2 separate regions of the Homo sapiens genome follow, and region 1 is linked to region 2. The links are chromatin loops, found by intact Hi-C in ENCODE. Cell type or tissue: Caco-2. All regions are shown on one strand.

Region 1 (5,000 bases), 110 kb after region 2:
CCTGTTCTTTGAAAAGTCTGTGGTCCAGAGTCCCTTGTTATCTCTAAGGGTCATAAACTTGAACATCTTTGGCAAGCTGTGCCAGGGAGTCTGTTGCTATAGGATTTTCCCCTTGATTTTGTGGAACTCTTCCAGGTAAAAAATGCCCCTCTTTATCTAAACAGGACCTCAAGTATATTCAAAGACTATAATATTTCATCCATGAGCATTTTCCCAGTCTGACTTTAGAAGGAACTGTTATTGTTTGCTTTATTGGAAATTTCTATCAGGTTTCGATCCTGCAGTCTACAGCCTAGTGCCTTTAGCTAGATGAAACCTGGCAGGATCAGATTCCAGAATCCTGACAATCTCTTCAGACCAGGAGTTCTTAAACTTATTGTTCCACAAACCCCTTTAGCAGCTGATAAAGTTCATAGATCCCTTCTCAGAAGTGGTTTTTTGTGTTTTTTTGTGTGTGTGGTTTTTTGTGTTTTGTTTTGTTTGAGATGGAGTCTTGCTCTGTTGCCAGGCTGGAGTGCAGTGGCAGCTCACTGCAACCTCTGACTCCCTAGTTCAAATGATTCTCCTGCCTTAGCCTCCCGAGTAGCTGGGATTACAGGCACGTGCCACCACGCCCAGCCAATTTTTGTATTTTTAGTAGAGACAGGGTTTCACCATGTTGGCCAAGATGGTCTTGATCTCCTGACCTCATGATCCGCCCACCTAGGCCTTCCAAAGTGCTAGGATTACAGGCGTGAGCCACTGCACCCAGCCAGAAGTATTTTTAAATGTACAACATAAGACCCATATTATAAAGTAAACCAATTATATTGAAATGCAGTTAGCAAAATATTTTTTAAAAGGAAGATGGAGACATCATAAATACAGTAATAAAATGCTTCTGTATTTACATTTTAAATTATGAGAACCAGTAGTTTGTCTAATAATTCTGTAATTTCTAAGTTGTGTTAAACATAAATAATACATTGAAATATATGTAGGTACTGTAATATAACAGGAAAATATGTGTTTTTTTATTAATAACTAAGCCACAAGTAGAACTAATATTAATTTGATTTGTTGATTACACTTATAGTGAAAAAATGATAAATTTTACTTAGAGATTAGTGAAAATAAAAATGTAATTTACCCCAAGTTTACAGACTGCCTTAAATCTTGCAGTAGTCCATGGAGACAGGTTAAGAACCCCTAGTTTAGATCAGCAGTCAATAAACTATAACTAAACTAAACTGTTTTTCAATGGCTTGCAAGCTGAGAATGGTTTTTAGATTTTTTAATTGTTGAAAAAATCAAAAGTAGAATAATATTTGTATTTTGTGACATATGAAGATTTTGTGACATTAAAAATCAGTGTCCATAAATAAAATATTATTGGAACACAGCCTCTCATATTCATTTTAAATATTGTCTATGGCTGTTTTCACACTACAGTGGCAGTGTTAGGTAGTTGTGACAGAGACCATTATGGTCTACAAAGCCTAAAATACTTATTAATGTCCCTTGACAAAAAATAGTTTCCTGACCTCTGCTGTAGAACATTACGACTCTAAAGTTTCTCAATGTGGTAGTATGACTATCAGGTTGTTTTATTTCTTAAGGCATTTATCAGGTAGGGGAGATTCATCCACTGAACTCTAAGATCAGATCAGACAGGAGTTAGGGGAAGGTAGAGGATAAAGGTAGGAGACACAGAAGTGTGATTCACTCGAGGGCCCACCTGCTCATGAATCAGAAGTAATCTCTTTTTGGATGTGCCACCTGCCCTGGTCTTCCAGGTGCACTCTAGAGAGGGTGACTTATGATTCTGGTATGTCCTATACTCCTTCCCTCCATCCCCAAACCACCAACATTGCCTCTTTCTGCCGCTTCTCTCTGCACCTCCCTACCACCTCCATCACTTCATCCTACTGAAAGCCTTCTCTAAACTCTCAAGCCAACTTCCTTGTGAACATATACAACTCAGAAAATACAGACATAGAAGGAAACATACAACTTGAATGAATCTGAAAACCAAACTGGGAATTCAGCTAGGACTAGGGGTGAGTGGTTAGTTAATGGACATGGAACAGAATTAGCCTTTACATTAGACTGTATGAAAAGCATTCAGAACATGTGGCTATCTTCATCACAGTGTGAAGTTCACCTACCTCCAGCTTACATTTTTCATTTAAAACATTTTTTCAGGCTCACAGAAAAAAAATGAAATTCTTTAGTACTACCAAACTATTTGCAACATTAAGTATATGATTCTCAAAATCAGATGTTTTCAAAATGTCACTCTTCTATCCAATCTTTCTCCTTTGAAGTATGGTAACGTGGAATGGCTTAATCTCACTCTTACTACCTATAAATGTTAGGCATCTTGCAGGATTATATTGAAAGTTCTTTTCTGTTTAGCCTGAGCTGCATCTGACTAATCTGCTTCTCTTTCCTCTTACCAGTAAAGGCCATCATGATGCCTCTCATGTTGACTAAAAATAATGATGACCTCCAATGGGTCATCCTTCTCCAGGCCCCAGAGCACTTTCCAAGGCTTCCCTGTGCTGCTGAGTACAGCACCTTTCCTCCAATTCCCATCTCTGCTGAGTCATCTTCCAGCTTTCCAGATGGAAAGGGGCCAGGCAGGCTGCAGGCCAGAAGTCAGGACTTAAAGCAGGAAGCCATGGGAGCACTGCAACCTTCTGCAAGTGTGCCTGGAGAAGAGCTGCCACCTTTGTGGCACATGGCCTTCAGAGGGAGAGACTGCAACCCTGACCCTCTTATAGCAGGACTTTAGACTAGTGCCATCCAGTGGAAATATAACACAAGTTATGTATACAGTTTTAAATTCTTCAGTAACTGTATTTTAAAAAGTAAAAAGAAACAGAGAAATCCATTTTAATTATATATTTTATTTAAACCAACATAGCCAACATATTGTCATTTTAGCATGTACTCCATATAAAAAAATTATTAATGAAATAATTTGCATTCTATTTTGTATAATAAGTCTTCAAAATCCACATGTATTTTATACTTACAGCATGTCAATTTGGATGCTAAGTTATCATAAATACTTGATCTTTGTTTAGATTTTATAGTTACAGCTTAATTTTAATAACTACCTCACTGACAGTTACAAAGAAAGAAAAAGTAGATTAATCTACTGAAGTTGTTCCAAACATACTTAAAATGTTTCTAATAACTGAATTGGCTATCCAATTTTAATGTTAAATTTAAATTCATTACAATTAAATAAAATATAAAATTCAGTTCGTCACTTGCTCTAGCCACATTTCAAGGGCTGAGTAGTCTCATGGGGTTAGTCATCATTGTATTGGATGTCATAGCTTTAGATTTTTAAATATCTTCAAGTAAAGAAGATCATATAAATTATTGGGTCCCACCCCTCATTTGAGAAATGAAGAAGCTCAGACACAGACGAGTTAAGGGATCGTCCCAGGGTCTCACAGAATGAGGCTTTGAAGCCTGTCCTCCTAACTCTTGGCCTGCTGCTCTTTCTTTGTAACTGTCAGTGAGGTAGTTATTATAATTAAGCTATAATTGCCATGCCTACCTTTAAGCTCCATTCATCAGAACCCTAAGCCTTTAGGACTATCAGCACATTCAAAAAATGTCTGTCATCACTGTTGCTTTGGTCAATGTGCAGTGAGGCCACCTGGGTGTCTAACTGGTATTGTATTGTCCTTGTCTCCCTCACCTCTTCACCCCCCCCCATCATCATGGGGCATCTGACTGCAGCAATACTTCATCCTGCTGATCCTGACAGATGGTGTTATCACAGACATGGCCGACACCCGGGAGGCCATTGTCCATGCCTCCCACCTCCCCATGTCAGTCATCATCGTGGGAGTAGGGAACGCTGACTTCAGTGACATGCAGATGCTGGACGGTGATGATGGGATTCTGAGGTCACCCAAGGGAGAGCCTGTTCTTCGAGACATCGTCCAGTTCGTGCCCTTCAGGAACTTCAAACACGTATGCATATACACATTGGGGCACTTTTCATGGAAGAGCAGAACCAAAGCATGCTCACCTCCCACATTTGTCCACCAATGTTTATGGTGATCCACCATTCTTGAAGCAACACCAGCTATGCTCTACATACCCTTGCTGTGGGAGATGACCTGGCTTAGCTATCCCTTCCTGGGCCACGTCATCTCCCACAACAAGGATATATAGAGCATGACTCTTTGGAGAAAAAAATTATAAATTGAGTTACAGATCAGGAGCCATGCTAACTATTGTAGGCAAAATTTCACTGATGCTTGCCCTATAATTCATATAATTTAGGATCTCTAGTGCATCTAGGACTGCCTACAGATGGGCAGCTTGTTCCCTGCCTAAAGGTGCCTGCCCAAAGTACCAAGCAGAAACTGAAATGCAGCTTATGTTTTGCTTGTCAAGCTATGTGGCCTGGCAGAAGTCTGTGTTTGCCTTGGCAAAGTATATTTCCAAAATGATAGAAACCTAAATCCTCTATAAAAAATATAGTAAGCAGCATCAAAAATTTATTTAACTCCTTCAAAACAAGATGATAAAGTTAGTTCAAAAGAGTATATAAGGCTGGGTGCAGTGGCTCACCCCTGTAATCCCAGCAGTTTGGGAGGCCAAGGTGGGTGTATCGCCTGAGGTCAGGAGTTTGAGACCAGCCTGACCAACATGGTAAAACTCCATCTCTACTAAAAATACAAAAATTAGCTGGGCGTGGTGGCAGGCGCCTGTAATCCCAGCTACTCGGGAGGCTGAGGCAGGAGAATCACTTGAATCAGGGAGGTGGAGGTTGCAGTGAGCCGAGATCACACCACTGCACTCCAGCCTGGGTGATGAGAGTGAGAGTTGGTTTCAAAAAAAGTAAATAAATAAGACAGTTAAAGTCAGTGGGAAAAAATGCTGAATAAGTTTGCTAAGGTAGATTGAAAACTGATTAATGACCAAGAGGGTAAAAAAAAAAAAAAAAAGTAATCTTTGAATTGCCCTCTCTGTGGGCCAGAAATCGC
Region 2 (5,000 bases):
TGAATTGGCTGGCTCTTCCACAGGGAGACACTCTTATTATCCTCATTTTGCAAATGGGAAAACTGAGACTAACAAAGATTAAATAACTAGCCTAAATTCACAGAGCTAGTCAGTGGCATTGGAAGGATCAAGTCTTTATGACTCTGGAACCTAAACTCCATACCAGAACCTAAAGTCCAATAAAACTTTCCGTGATGATGGAAATATTCTGTATCTGTACTCTTCAAAAGAGTAGCCACTACCCACATGTGGCCAAAGCAATTCTTTCCCAACCTCTCCTCTCTTTCTCTTCAAGCCTCCTTCTTATTTTCAGTCCTCCCATTCTGGTATCCCATCCCCTTTTCTTCAAAACACATCATCCTTCCCATCCACCAAGGAGAAAATTCTGCCCCTTCATGTGTCAAGCCTATGATGCTAATGGGACCCCTCCTCTGCCTAGTCTTTAGTGACTCCAAATTGGAAGAAATGGGCTGTTGTACAAATGGGGTCAACACTAGGTGCTTCAATGTCAAAATAACTTTTTCATTAGTGAAAATTAGATCTGATTTCCTTACTATCTAAAAAGAGAGCCTACCTTGCCAAAGCAAGTGCTAGTTTGCTTGTTTGTTTCCAAGAAACCATATAAACTGATCTTACATTAAAAAGAATCTTGGGAGTTAGTGTTTCAGTGGGGAAAACAGAAAAGTTCTGGACAAAGATGGTGGTAATCGTTGAAATACAATATGAATATACTTAATGCCACAGAGCTGTAAATTTAAAAATAAATGGCAAATTTTATGTTATGTATCTTTTACCACAACAAAAATTAAATTTAGAAAAAGCCTTCTTCCTGTTAACATGACTTTGAACCTGCTCCTTGTGAAACAACTGCCTGACATTATTGTACTACAGAGTATTTAATGCCTGCCTAAAGCTGGCATACCTTACCTATAATGGCTCTTGTTCTCTCAGCAATCTGGGATGAGGGTATGGCAGCTCCTAAGCGATTCTTTCTGACTCCCAAATTCCTCCCTTTTGGAAACCCTTGCATGCAAAGGGTACAGTCCTTCCTTGCCCAACCATTATGAGGGAAGAGGCCAAAAGAGATGGTACAACCTGGCCAAACTGTTTTATTGAAAAAATTGTCCATGGTCATGCTCTGTCTTTGATTTTTTTAAAAAATGTTTTTGAAAAAGTCATCTTTGGAAAACACTTTGCAAGTCTAAAACTAAAAGTATCAGATGAATGCTATTCAGTGCCCTGATGAGGTCTCTAGTTGAAAGTAAAGAGGTAGCCCTCTTATTATCTGGCTGGACATTTCCCTACTAGAGAGAATGTCCATCTAAATAAGTTGCAATTGCTGCAACTGGAAGCAGTTTCCTCACATTATTTAATCCATCTGCATCCCCTTCTGCACTGAAAATGGATAGCTAACCAGCTACTGGGAAGATACTTGGGGAAAACTGGGACGTGGATAAAGTTGCTTAATGATGAAGGGAAGGATTATTCTGAGTAGAAATTCTGAGAATCCCCCAGTGCAATTTTGTGTCATTATTCAAATTGACAGGACTCACTACTCTGTTTAAATAATGCTGTGTTCTGGTAACACTGGTTATGCTGGTTGCTCTTACTTGATTGTTTATTTAGTTTAAAATATTTTTAATATGAGATACTCTATAGTTTATTCCACTACTTTGTTCACACAGAAACTGAAAAAGTTGCCTCAAGATCTCAATTTTCATTTTTGCACATTTGGAAATGTTGTTTTTAACCTAGCCTTGTCAACAGGAAGGTTTTCACAAACTGGATTGACATCCCAAGATGCCTTTTCATTGAGTCAGTTTCTGCAGGGCATCCAGCTTCTCTCCCACATTTTAAACATTAAACCAGAATGTTGTTTGAAAAAGATGAAAACATCACAATCCGCAGCCATCCTGGGCTTTTTTTCTGGAAAGCATTGTCAGTAGAATCATCAAATAAAACATGAAGAGACCTGTCTCTTAGGAAGAAGATCAGCTTTCATAAAGAAAGAGTCCTTGAAGCAAAGGGAAATGACCCTTTCTTAGATGCTTGGCAGAACAATCCCATAGGCCCTCCTTCTCAGGAGCTGGAGGAGGTATCAGCATCTCCTCAAAGATATGGTGCCTGTAAGACCCCACCTGTCTGCAGTGTTTATACTTCCCAAAAAGATTAAGGAAGGCCAGGAGGACTTTGTGTGGAGCACACAAAACAAATATCAAGAAAGAGCAAATTGACTGACCTGATAAGAAACGAATTATTTTCTCTCTGAGAGTGTGTGAATTGTTCTTTCTTGGGAACATGAGCTCATTGAAAATGAGCATAAATACTTTTGGACACTTCCAGTAAAGAGAAGAAAGTTAGAATGATCATCAATCCCACATCCACCCCCATGCAATTTAGAGAGAAACCAGGTAGAGATGGAGAGATGCCTCCTCATGTTGCCTACAGAGGCCACTCGTGCTGCATGGCTCCAGTCAGGGTCCCCCGTCTCACTGGGTCTAGTCTCCAGCTTCTTTGCTGGTACAGGAACTCAGCTTTGTCCAATCACTCAGACTTAGTGGGACCTGGAAGAACTGACTCACGGCAAAAGGCAGATGCATAAGCCAGGAGGCCAACATAGTAATTTACAAAAAACAAAAATAAATAAAATATAAATAAATAAATTTGGCAAGAACTATAATTATCAAGCTCCATACAGGGAACCTCTTTCCTGATACCTGAATACTTTTGAAGCAGAATTAGCAACCAAAATATGTTATTTGGTGAGCATAGAAAAATCAAGGCAAGGGCACATGAGGAGTCTGGAGAGTGTTTACTCTGGTCAGCAGTTGTGACTGAAAGACTCAAGAGTCTGGAACATCTGATTAAGTTAATAAGGTGCTTGATCTTAAAAATATAGATAATTCGGCCGGGCACGGTATCTCACGCCTGTAATCCCAGCACTTTGGAAGGCTGAGGCGGGCAGATCACGAGGTCAGGAGATTAAGACAATCCTAGCCAACATGGCGAAACCCCGTTTCTACTAAACACACACACACACACACACACACACACACACACACACAAAATTAGCTGGACGTGGTGGCACGTGCCTGTAATCCCAGCTCCTCGGGAGGCTGAGGCAGGAGAATCTCTTGAACCAGTGAGTTGGAGGTTGCAGTGAGTCGAGATCACACCACTGCTCTCCAGCCTGGCGACAGAGTGAGACTCCCTCTCAAAAAAAAAAAAAAAAAAAAATACAGATAATTCTAGGCTTTCATGTACTCATTAAAGCTGATCTCTGACTCCCAATTCCTGAGGTGAGCCACAGTATATCTTGTCAATGTATAATTTTCAAAAAGTTAAAAGTATGACTCTCATTGAACTATCAAATGAATATGTATCAAAAATTTTATTCAACTCATTAATTGATGAGGTAACCAATAAGAAGATAAAAGTTCTCCAAGAGCATTTTGGATAATTTAGTTTACATAGTCTTTTTCTTTAAAAAGGACTAAAATTTCTAGATACAAAATTAATTAATGTCTTTAGGGGCAATAAACCATAAACTTCAGGGTCATCTTTACACCAGAAGGAAATCATTGCATCATATACAAGTTTAACATGTATAACTTTACAGATCCTGAGCCCTCAATTATTAATAATAAATAGTAAATAGCAGAAACAAATAATGGTAAATTCTTATAGGAAAATATATCATCCTTGGATGGGCCTGTTAAATAATGATTAAGTATGGCATTGAAAGGGCTTACGGTCACACTCTCGGACTTGTTTTCAGGTTGTGGATAATTTTTCTTAACAGGCTCAAGTAGCTCCTGAGTTCACATTTCTAGAAGATCCTGATATATGCCTGAAATTCCCACCTGTCCCTCTCCATTGCCTCCCCATCTCTGAATAGCTGGCATGTTCTTAACATTCAGGTGTCAACTCAAAACTGAAGCACTCAGACTTCGTTGTTCATACATACATTCCTCCAGTTACTCTTCATCTAATCACCATCTCCTTCATGGCACTTACCACCATCTGTGATTACGTTGTTTATTTGTTTACATGTTTATAGTTTGAGTCCTCTACTGAAATATAAGTGCCAAGGTCCGTGGGAAAGGAACTGGCCTATGTAATTCACCTCTATATCCTCAGCCCCTAAAACAGTGCTTGGCATATAGTAGATTCTTAATAAATGTATGCTTAAAGAATGAATAGATGGATAGATGGATTGATAGATAGATGGATGGATATATACACAAGCCCATAGTTACATTAGCTCGATACCATTGATGACATTGTACCAGATTTTTTGCTATTTGGTCTCACCTTTTAAAGACCCCTAGAAAAATACCCCTCTTATCTACTCATTCTTATCTCCACATATATCGATGCTAGTGATTAGGTTAATTAGGTTAATGTTTCCATCACATCAGTTATGACCTGGGACACTTCCTTTAATTTAAGACAAGTCTACATTCATCATGGAAGCTTTCTTTCCTCATTGTCATGTCTCAGAGAACTTCCCATTGCTACTCATTTGTCACCATATTTTCTCCTAACATTTTTTTTCCTTAAATTTAAACATAACTTTCCCTCCACCAGCCATAGGGAGTTAGAAGAAGGAAAGGAAGGGAAGGGAAGAGTCTGGAGGATAAAGCAGCCAACAGAGAAAAGCACTCCTTCAGGAATGAGGGGCTGGAATGCAAGTCACAAAAAAAAAAAAAAAAAGAAACAGTATTGTGGCCACATCTGGTTCTCACAGCATAGCTTTTGGAGGGGAAAGAGGCCTAAAATCTTAGAAAAGGAAGGTAAAGAAAGTAGCCTTGTGGATTTTCTAAATGTCAGGTCCTTTTTATTTCACTGGCGTATTTTATGGTTTAGTACTTTGCTTCTTTGAACAGTTCCTAGAATAGCAAGGATTAAGTCTAGTACTAACCATGATAAATCCTGGTTTACCTTTAAGCAATGAGATTTTTAATAGAATAAAGTAGAAGAGGGATGTGGGGTGGGTG

What was found. Peaks named below come from ENCODE experiments on the same cell type or tissue, not always from the same donor. Only the 100,000 strongest peaks of a DNase experiment are listed, where the experiment ranks them.
Region 1: a loop joins it to region 2, with 18 times the contacts of the local background. A loop is called at or near these places in 1 of 110 quality-filtered maps.

Annotation. Positions count from the first base shown.
Region 1 is chr3:131,541,535-131,546,534 of GRCh38, reverse strand. It overlaps CPNE4 (copine 4), which reads left to right. Exons shown (of 16, transcript NM_130808.3): 15 at 3,742-3,978. Among named protein-coding and RNA genes, the nearest start is that of MRPL3, 41 kb to the right of the region's middle. In Caco-2, no CTCF peak of the experiment used is centred here; no DNase peak of the experiment used is centred here.
Region 2 is chr3:131,655,770-131,660,769 of GRCh38, reverse strand. The region is part of intron 7 of CPNE4 (copine 4); the gene reads left to right. Among named protein-coding and RNA genes, the nearest start is that of MRPL3, 160 kb to the right of the region's middle. In Caco-2, no CTCF peak of the experiment used is centred here; a DNase peak (open chromatin) is centred at 2,479.